2 separate regions of the Homo sapiens genome follow, and region 1 is linked to region 2. A link is an interaction called in ENCODE POLR2A ChIA-PET data of the cell type or tissue named here. Cell type or tissue: OCI-LY7. All regions are shown on one strand. Links, peaks and the distances in the headings refer to the core of each region. The heading gives the core; the rest is flanking DNA. Region 1 overlaps NFIX (nuclear factor I X). Region 2 overlaps CACNA1A (calcium voltage-gated channel subunit alpha1 A).

The links. ChIA-PET counts read pairs that join two places held together with the same protein. Peaks named below come from ENCODE experiments on the same cell type or tissue, not always from the same donor. Only the 100,000 strongest peaks of a DNase experiment are listed, where the experiment ranks them.
Region 1: POLR2A ChIA-PET joins it to region 2 with 5 read pairs; 1 of 35 experiments calls an interaction of 5 or more read pairs at or near these places.

The regions. Positions count from the first base shown.
Region 1 is chr19:13,027,438-13,032,812 of GRCh38, reverse strand. The region is part of intron 2 of NFIX (nuclear factor I X); the gene reads right to left. Among named protein-coding and RNA genes, the nearest start is that of NFIX-AS1, 15 kb to the right of the region's middle. In OCI-LY7, for the core only: CTCF peaks have their summits at 2,476 and 2,681 (motif pointing right); a DNase peak (open chromatin) is centred at 2,652.
Region 2 is chr19:13,414,704-13,420,078 of GRCh38, reverse strand. The region is part of intron 3 of CACNA1A (calcium voltage-gated channel subunit alpha1 A); the gene reads left to right. Among named protein-coding and RNA genes, the nearest start is that of CACNA1A, 89 kb to the left of the region's middle. In OCI-LY7, for the core only: no CTCF peak of the experiment used is centred there; a DNase peak (open chromatin) is centred at 2,788.

The DNA of each region.
Region 1 (5,375 bases), core at 292-5,291, 390 kb after region 2:
ACCTTGGACAAACATGGCCTTCCATTTCTTTTTGGCCTCAACTCCCTACTCACCAAGGTCTCAGCAGCACTGACCTGCCCTCAAAGTCCAAAACAAGCTGTGGGCCCAGGTCCTCTGCACACCATTCCCAGGAAGACACCTAGCTGCTCTATAAACCTCTCACTCCCTCTCCCTCATTCTCTGATTTAGGGTGGGAAGCCCCAACCTGTATTCTGAAGTACTGAGTCTCCAAGAAGTGTGTATGCTAGTAGAATCCCTTCAAAGGCGGAATCTGGGACAAAAAAGGAAAAATAACAAAGTCAAAGTTCACAACTGTGCAAATCCACAGCTGTGAGGAGTCCTCGAACGATGCAACACACAGGGGAATGTCATGTGCCAGACACCTCAGACCTTTCCTCTACCCAACAGGCAGGGCTGCCCTTAGGCCTAGCACATAAGATCTGCCCAAAGTGTTTGTAGGATGAATCAATAACTATATTTAAACCCCTACACCTCCTCCTGTCACCCTGGGAGCTCCACCCAACCCTCCACTCCTACACTAGCCCTCTCTTCAGAAGGCTGCCGTTCAACTCTGAGCCCCCAACTCAGAAAGGAGTTCCAGGGAGCCAACTCCTCTGAGAATGAAGCAACCCAAATAAAAATTTTAAAACCCAGAAGCTCTTTCTCTCCTGCCCCCCTCCCCCTCCACTGGCAAATGAAAACAAACAAGAAATCAAAGAGGCCTTTTGTGCGAGCACCGCGCTGACACGGCTGGGGCCTTTGAAAAGACTTCTGAATCGGACACTGAAGGATAAAATAACTGAAGCGTGGCAGCTCCTGAGACAGAAGGGCGGGGGTGGAGGGATGGGACGGACAGGGCAAAGAGAAAAAGGGGTGGGGAGGGAGTCACCTTCTTCCCTAGGCAGAAAAGGGGACACTCAGCTGTCCCCTCTCTGCCCAGCTGCTACAGGAAGCCAGGACAGAGGGAGAACGTAGCACTGGCCTCATTACCCCTTCTAACCCACTCTTCCTCTGGCATCCCAGGTCTCTGTAACACTAGAGGGTGGCCAAGAAGGACCTTGCCTCCCAATTCACAGCCCACTGTGAGCTATCCCCCAAATAAGGCCCTTTGGGCTTTCCCTCCCCTCCAGCATGGGTCACTGCAGGTTCACGCCTACGCCTACGGGAGGAAGCCTTCTAGAAGATATCATCGGGCCTTTACCCAAAGCCTGCCAGGTACACGCAAGATTCTCTTATTCTTAGAGATCTAGGAACCCCTAGGCCAGGACCTTGCTCACAGTAAGTTGACTAAGTGTGCATTTCATGGATAAAGGGAATTCTACCATGCTTTGGAAGCGCCAAAAAGTAAACCAAGTTCTCAGGAAGTCCTTCTGCACGTCTGGACCCCAGCCCTTCTGCTGCAGAGTAGCCCTGTTTCCTCTGGGTCAGCAATAGAGCACGGCTGGTCACCATGCCCATAATTATGGGATCAGGCCTCTAGGTCCCCTCTGGCTTGTTCACGGTCGGCGCTTTGCTGGCTCAAGCTCCGACAAAGGTGACTCTTTTTTCCCCCATGTCATAGCCTCCAATTCAGCCAGCAGAGCAAGCACTCTACTGAGAAACCCCCTGCATGTTGTAGGCAATGGGAGCTCTTGACTGGTTGGGTGGACAGCACTATGAACAAAAGGGACAAGAGCAGGTGGTCAAAGGAGTCTGAGAATAAGACCAAGCCCAAGCATAAGGATTGGGTCTGGGCATTTCTGTTCTCCTCTTTGGGGTCATGCCCCGCTCTGAGGCCAGCCTGAGCCCCATCATTATTCCACATCACCCAGACCCAGCACCCCAAGTTGTATTAACAGACACGAATGTCCAAAACAAAGGTGGCCAGGGCCAGCTTCACGGGTGTGCAACTTGCGTGCCCCCCACGCTTGGTTAAATGCTCTAACTGATGTCGTGCTGTAATTCCTAAAAATTTTGAACAAGGAGCCCCACATTTTCATTTTGCACTGAGCCCTGCACAGTATGTAGCTGGAAGGCCCTGAAAATTATGTAGCCACCATGGCTGGCTAGGATCTGATCATGCTTGGAGTTTCTGTGTTCAATTCTGAACACTCCAGTTTCAGAAATTTTATGAATCAGAGGGACCAAAACAAACCAGAGGGCTTCCAGGAGGTGGTTACCAAAATGGCAAGGGCACTAGGAGCCATGTGAAATGTGGGAGGCATTAGGGACTGGTGATATTCAGGCTGGAGAGGAGACAGCTTCCTGGGGAGAAGGGTGGAAGGGAGACATAAGAGCTGCCTTTGGTATTTCAAATGCTGTCCTGTTACAGGAAAATCAGCTTTCACCTGGGTCATCCCTTAAGAGAAAAAAAAGACCAACAAGTAAAGGTGACAGAGAGTCAGCCTTGGGCTCCCTAAATCATAACAATTGTCCTCAATCACAGCAGCTGCCGTCCTGCTATGTGCCGGTATCTTTACATATTAGCTGGTTTAATCCCTGGAACCATCCTACAAGCTAGACATGGAAGAATGGAAGAATTTTACAACCAAAGCTGACCTTTGAATGACAGTGACACCTCTTCTGGGATGTTCTAAAGGGGACCCTACATTGGGTTAAAAGATAATCTGTAGATCCTGCTAATTTTAGGCGTCAGTTCCAGGGCCCTGCGATCTTTGTCAGCCCTGGCACCAGATGGCGCTGCCTCAAAGACGCAGACCAGTGGCATTTCTGGGCCTTGAAAAAGGAGGCAATGGATGAGGCGGCACAGGGTCCATGGTGGGGGTGGACCTGGAGAAAGCGGCGGGTGCTCCTGTGGACCCTCCCACATACTCACCCCAGAGCCAACAGTCGGGTTGGGCATCCAGCAAAGGCTTGGGGAACCTCGCTGGCACCAGCCCCGTCTTGGCAGTATGGACACAGCTGAACAATGCCCTCCACCGCCAAGGAAGGACGTGGATGGGCAGCCCTCCCTCAGACCTGAAAACTAGTGCCTGCTACAAAGCCCCAAACCCTAAACTAGAGTGCCGAAACCAAGAAGCTCTCATACCTGAGAAGGCAACCCCACAGGTGAAAAAGTTCACTTAGACAAATCTTCAGGTGCTAACCCATTTCCTGCGACAGGTAAGGCTAAGCTCAGCTGTCCCGGGACCTGAAGGTAGGGAGGGAGGGGAGGCCGAATCTGCTCTCAGAGCACCACACTCACTGAATCACTCGGGGCAGCGCAGCCTGCAGAGTCCAGCTGAGGAAACCCCACAGGACAAACAACCTGTTTCCTTCAACGACAACAACAATGACAACTGCCAGAAAAGAAACCAAGACTAAGGAAGAGGAAGAGGAGAAGGACTACCTAGAGATTATGATGAGTCTTTTGAGACTGATCAACCCATCGCAATGCAGGACTGACCCCATCTGGATCCTGATTCAAACAAACTATAAACAAAAAATTAAGTGATAATTAGGGAAATGTGAACATTAACCAGTATCTGATGATACTAAAAAAAAATGCTGAATTTTTAATGGGTATAATAGTGGTATTGTGGTTTGGTTTTTCAAGAGTCCGTATCTTTAGAGATGTGCACAAAAACATTTACAGATGAAAAGCTATAATGCCTGGATCTTCTAAATAACTCAGCATGGGTGGGCAGTTGGGAGGATGGTTGAATTGAGATTGGCCGTGATCTGGCGATTGCTGGCACTAGTGGTGGGTACACAGGAGTTCTTTCTATGTGGGAAGCTCTCCATCATTAAAGAGTTTAGATAAAGAAAAGAGCCACCACTCAAATACCTGGACTTCGTGGGGATTCCGCTGCAGGCGCACAGGAGGGATCTGACAGGGTGACGCTGACAGTTCCATTCGCTCAAGTATTTTGTTAGCTTTGGATTTTTTTTTTTCTTTCCTAGGACCAAGGCTTAGGTGTCAGGGAAGGTCTGAAGGCACTGGTTCACCTTCAGGGTGCTGCAGAAACTTTGGAGATAGTCTAGCAGCGGTTCTAGGCCAGCTCGGCCATCCTTTCTCACACAAGCAGAGATCTCTCTCCTGGCCCTCCCCAGCTCACCCGTCCCTGGCCACCTGTTCTGGGATACCCGCTTTGAATGGAAGGATATCACCAGGAAATGGATACCCTCCTCCCCACGGCAGTGCTCTCTGACCCTGCCCTGCCTCAACCTCCCTTCCTAAACACAGACAGACACACAGACAGACTCCTTCCCAGCAGGAAGGCCAGCCGCATGGCAGCCTTTTGGACCTAGTATTCTGTATTTGGACCCAGTATTCTGGGAGTGGAGTTTCAACGCCAAACACACGTCCTTTATTCCCTCTCGAACATGTCATCTCTTGAAGCTTCATCTGGGACATAACAAGGGCTCAGGAAGGCCATGGGTGACAATGGCACCTGGGAGCAAAGCCACACCCCCACATTTACCACCACATCACCGTTACTGTCATGAAACCCAGGACCCCCAGCTCAGCCCAGATCTGGCTCTTCAGCCCTGTCTTAAGAAAAGGAAAAACACTTATTTCAGAGTCCAAAGCAGCTCTTGTCTGAGCCTGTGCCATCCCGGCCCCTGTCCCCAGTTTATCATCCTGGAAGGAAGGAGCAAGTGGCAGCTCTGCTGAGTGTGCCTGGCAGGCATGGGCATGGAGAAAGTGGTGCCCACAGATCGATGCTCTTTGGTGGCTCAGCCACAGAAGACATTTTCTAGCAAAGCAAGAAATGTTTTTATTTCTTGCCAGCTCAAGGAGGAAGCAAGCCATGCCTGGTCTGTGCCATCTCAAGACCACCCAACCCAACTCCAAAGAGGAACAAGTGATGCAGCCCACTGGTGGCCCGGGCTGCGCCAACTCGCCTCAACTCACTTCAGGAAGGCACACTCAAACTAAAGCAATTCCAGTGAGAAAAATCCTACCTTCACTGAAATTATCTGGAGTCTGGGGCCTGAATGATATAAAATACACCCTTAGTTCCCTACTCTGCTTTTGTAGAGGAGACTCGGCCTCAGCCCCAGCCCAGAGAAGTGGCCTCGGCTACATGGAATGGGGTATGAATTCACTCATATTCCTGGGCGAATGATCTCTTAAGCTGGCAGGGAGGCATGGTGGGGCCTTTCTTCTGGCCAGGAAACGGTCTGCTTCCTCACATACTTTTCATCCTACCTTAGCCCCACACTGGCAGCAGTCAAGAATTCGGCCTAAAATAAAAGAGGCCAGGGAAACAACTCAGCTACAAGGATCCAGTCAGAGAGCGGGGTTGGAGGAAGCCAGCTCAGAGGAAGATGAGTGTTGATTTTCATCTTAGATGCTCTCGAGCCCCTGGTTCTAAAATTGGAAGGTGCAGAATCCCCTTGTGCAGGAGTATCTGATGGCCACACTGGTAAGCTCGAGGCTCCGAGCCTTC
Region 2 (5,375 bases), core at 241-5,240:
GATAGAGTCCCGCTCTGTCGCCCAGGCTGGAGTGTAGTAGTCTCGGCTCACTGCAACCTCTACCTTCCAGATACAAGTGATTCTCCTGCCTCAGTCTCCTGAGTGGCTAGGAGTACAGGTGTCCGCCACCATACCCAGCTAATTTTTGTATTTTTAATAGAAACAGGGTTTCACCATGTTGGCCAGGCTGGTCTCGAACTCCTGACCTCAAGTGGTCCACCCACCTCGGCCTCCCAAAGTGCTGGGATTACAGGCATGAGCCACCATGCCCGGCCAGGATTTTCTTCATTTTAACAGCATTCTTACTTGTCCCACATCCATTCTATCCTGGGTCTAATTAGATAACAAAATCTACAGATCTTGTTTAACTGACATTGTCCTGGGGGATACTTTTTATCTTTTGAGACAAGGTCTCACTCTGTTACCCAGGCTGGAGTGCAGTGGCCTGATAACAGCTCACTGCAGCCTCGACCACCTGGGTTCAAGCGATCCTCCCACCTCAGCCTCCAGAGTAGCTGGAACCACAGATGCATGCCACCACACCTGGCTAATTTTTAAATTTCTTGTAGAGGTGGGGTCTCCCTATGTTACCAAAGGCTGGTCTCAAACTCCTGGGCTCAAAAGAGCCTCCCACCTTAACCTCCCAAAGTGCTGGGATTACAGATATGAGCCACTGTTTCCAGCCTTGGAAATATAGTCTAAGAACTGAGTCAATAGGCGATTTTGTCATTGTGTGGACATCATGTAGAGAACTTAACACAAACCTAGATGGTATAAACTACTGCACACCTCAGTTATGGGGCATACCCTATTGCACCTAGGCTGCAAACCTGCACAGCAGGTTACTGTCTTGAATACTGTAGGCAGTTGTAACACAATGGTAAGTATTTGTGTATCTAAACATATCTAGGCCGGGCACGGTGGCTCACGCCTGTAATTCCAGATCACCTGAGGTCAGGAGTTCGAGCCCAGCCTGGCCAACATGGCGAAACTCCTTCTTTACTGAAAAATGCAAAAATTAGCCAGGTGTGGTGGCAGGCACCTGTAATCCCAGCTATTCGGGAGGCTGAGGCAGGAGAATCGCTTGAACCTGGGAGGTGGAGGTTGCAGTGAGCTGAGATCATGCCACTGCACTCCAGCCTGGGTGACAGAGCAAAACTCCATCTCAAAAAAATAAAAAATAAAAAACATATCTAAACAGAAAAGGTACAGTAAAAATACAGTTATAACCATATGGGACCACCATTGTATAGGCAGTCCGCTGTTGATCAAAACATATCAAAACATCGTTATGTAGCACATGACTGTACCATAAACCACACGGCTTCAAACAAGGGAAATGTATTCTCTCACTGTTTTGGAGGCCATAGGTCTGAAATCGAGGTGTCACCAGGGTCCCTCCAAAGGATCCGGGGGAGGATCCTTCCATTGGATTTGGAGTTGCTTCACTCCAGTCTCTGCCTCAGTGGTGACAGGGCGTTCTCCTCTTCCCTCTCAAAGTTCCCTCTTCTGCTGTGTCATAAGGATACATATGACTGCATTTAGGCCCCACTCAGAAAATCCAGGAATAAACTCTTGCCCTCATATTCTTAACTAAATCGTACCTGCATACCTTATTTTTTCTAAATAAGGTAGCATTCCAGGGATTAGGACATCAACATAACTTCTGGAGGGTTCACTGTTCAACCCACTACAGCCAGAATGCGCTTTGAATTCAGGTTCTGACATCTGGGACTGCCTCCCACGTACACACACCACTACCTTGTACTGAATGCCTGAAGGGTTCTGCCCCCACCTCCACTCCCCCAAATATTTGCTGTGGACCTGAGAAAGCTGACTTCATGGAAGCTTCATTCCATTGTTCTAAGGACTTTTCATACATTAACAAATGTCTTCTCTCTATGGGGAAAACCACAGAGAAATCAAGACAGAGTGGGGTTAAGTAACTCACCTGAGGAGGAACAGTAAGTGGCAGAGCCAGGATTCAAACCAACATGGTTTTGCACAGTTTTGACATCATTTGCAACACAAATATTGTCACAGATACCTTTTTGAGCATCTACTGTGCTAACCGCCAGGAAGGAAAAGAACATGGGGCCGGGAGAGCTCTTGACAGGGGACAGGGCTGGCCATGGAGGTCTGTGTCTTGGTGGAAGATGCTATGGTTCTCTTTTTTTTTTTTTTTTTTTGAGATGGAGTCTTGCTCTGTCACCCAGGCTGGAGTGCAGTAGTGCAATCTTAGCTCACAGCAACCTCCACCTCCCGGGTTCAAGCGATTCTCCTGCCTCAGCCTCCCAAATATCTGGGATTATAGGCACACACCACCACGCCCAGCTAATTTTTGTATTTTTAGTAGAGATGGGGTTTCACCATGTGGGCCAGGCTGGTCTCGATCTCCTGACCTTGTTGTGATCCACCCGCCTCGGTCTCCCAAAGTGCTGGGATTACAGGCATGAGCCACCACACTGGGCAACTATGGTTCTCTTTTAACTCCTTGTGCTGAAATTATTGCAGAAGCCCAGGCCAGTTCATCCCCAGAAAGTGAGGCATAAACAGGCAGAGCTCTACAGAAACAGAGAATCCACGACTGGTTTGATGGAGGCTGCCTCACTACCTACAGAATGGGCTCTGGGTGGATTGTTCTATCTGGGGAGCCAGCCCACCCACCAGTCTCAGCCCTTGGCGACTCTTTCCTGCTGTCACAGCAGCTGGACATTCAGAAACCGAAACATGACAGCCTTCCCTCCCTGTTCCTGCCCAGTGGAGTGGAAACCCCTCGGGACCCACATACCGAGCGTGCACAGCAGCACAGAGTTGCACAGTTAACACAGCGCTTCTTCTCCAGCCCTCCGGATGCAAGCTGACAGATTGGCAGCTGGCTGACTTCCAAGGTCCAGTGAGTTCTTGGCAGTCGCTTTCTGACCTGGACGAGTGGCTGCCACCTCCTGGAACATCAGGCTGCCCCCTTGGGGAGAGGGTGACGGTCTCTCTGGAAAGACTGTGAGCTTTGAGGTGGTCATCAAAAGCCATTCTTGGAAACATTCTTTGAGCTGTACCGTGCAATTCGGTCACCAATTGCACGTATTTGGATATTAATATCCGTATGTGGATATTAAATTGGTTTTGGGTTTTGTTTTGTTTTGATTGTGGCAAAATATACACAACAATCCTCCTGCCTCAGCCTCCCAAGTAGCTACAGGCATGCACCACCATACCCAGCTAATTTTTGGATTTTTTAAATTTGTTTGTTTGTTTTTGTTTTTTGAGATGGAGTGTAGCACTGTTGCCTGGGCTGGAGTGCAGTGGCGCGATCTCAGCTCACTGCCACCTCCGCCTCCTGGATTCAAGTGATTCTCTTGCCTCAGCCTCCTGAGTAGCTGGGATTACAGGCGCCCGCCAACACGCCCAGCTAATTTTTTGTATTTTTAGTAGAGATGAGGTTTTACCATGTCGGCCAGGCTTGTCTCGAACTCCTGACCTTGTGATCCACCCGCCTCAGCCTCCCAAAGTGCTGGGATTACAGGTGTGAGCCACCGCGCCCGGCCGATTTTTGTAGTTTTAGTAGAGACAGGGTTTCACCATGTTGGCTAGGCTGGTCCCGAATTCCTGATCTCAGGTGATCCACCGCCTCGGCCTCCCGAAGTGCTAGGATTACAGGCATGAGCCACCGCACACAGCCTAAATGCTGTGCCTCACGCCTGTAATCCCAACACTTTGGTAAGCTGAGGCCAGAGGATTGCTTGAGCCCAGGAGTTTGAGACCAGCCTGGGCAACATAGGAAGACCCCATCTCTATAAAAAATAAAAATAAATTAGCCAGGCGTGGTGGTGCAGGCCTGTGGTCCCAGCTACTCGGGAGGATGAGGCAGGAGGATCGCTTGAGCCCAAGAGGTCAAGGCTGCAGTGAGCTGTGATTGTGCCACTGCACTCCAGCATGGGTGAAAGAGCAAGACCTTGTCTCAAAAAAAATTAAGCGAAATTTAAAATTCTGTTTCTCACTCACACAGGCTGCACTTCAAGTGCTTAATCATCCCTTGTGGGTGGTGGCTATCATATTGGACAGCATGGATAGAGAATATTTTTATCAGCGTAGGAAGCTTCATCAGAGAGGACCGCTCAGAGGCCTGTGGGGACCAGCACAGTGCAGTAGAAGACACAGGCCAGCTGGTGAGAGACTGGTCTTCTGATCCCAGATCTGTCCCTCACTTGCTAGGTGACCTTGGACAGCTCCCTCAGTCCCTCTGGAGTTTTCTCTTCATTGTTAAATCAGGAAATTGGCCTCAGTGAATTCTGAGGCCCCATCTACTTTTTTTTTTTTTTTTTTTTTTTTTTTTTTAATTGAGACAGAGTCTCGCTCTGTTGACCAGGCTGGAGTGCAGTGGCATGATCTTGGCTCACTGTAACCTCCGCCTCCCAGGTTCAAGCAATTCTCTGCCTCATCCTCCCCAGTAGCTGGGACTACAGGCGTGCACCACCATGCCTGGGTAATTTTTGTGTTTTCAGTAGAGACCGGGTTTTGCCATGTTGGCCAGGCTGGTCTCAAACTCCCAACCTTGAGTGATCCTCCCGCCTCGGCCTCCCAAAGTGCTGGGATTACAGGTGTGAGCCACCACGCCTGGCCTCATCTAGTTCTAAATGTTATGACCCACTCAGCTCTGAAGACAAGGGAGGAACATCCTCTCAGTCTAGCTCTGACATGCAGAAGCCTCTCACCCTGTCCCCCAGGTCATAAAGGCAGGCGTGTTGTGAAGAGCACAGAATGGGCTGAGAAAAATATGCAGGGATTGCGTCTATCTCCCTTCCTTCCGCACGTTTCCTTGTCGGCACCACCTGCCTCTATTCCGCGCCGCACACACACCCGCCTTCTCTCTGTCTCGGAGGAAGACAGGATCTTCCATCCCCCAAATCCTGCCCTGATTCCTACTCTGAAGCCTCTGCCCTGACTCCTTTAAGCTCCCTGGGAATACAGCCCATCTCCTATGCCCTCCTCATCCCAGTAGTTCCTACCTTCCCCAAAATCGCTTTGGGAAAGTCCCCCAATGAGTAACCAGCTGTCCTACATGGGCATCTCAGAACTTCTCTTCTGTTGTTGTTGTTGTTTGTTTTGCTTTTGTTTTGAGACAGGATCTCTCTTTTTCACCCAGGCTCGAGTGCAGAGGTGTGATCTCAGCTCACTGTAGCCTTGACCTCCCAGGCTCAGGCGATCCTCCCCCCTCAGCCTCTGGAATAGCTGGGACTACAGGCACACGCCACCACACCCGGGCAAATTTTTTTTAGGACTTTTGGTAGAAATGGAGTTTCGCCGTGTTGCCCAGGCTGGTCTCTAACTCCTGGGCTCAAGCGATCCGCCCACTTTGGTCTCTCAAAGTGCTGGGA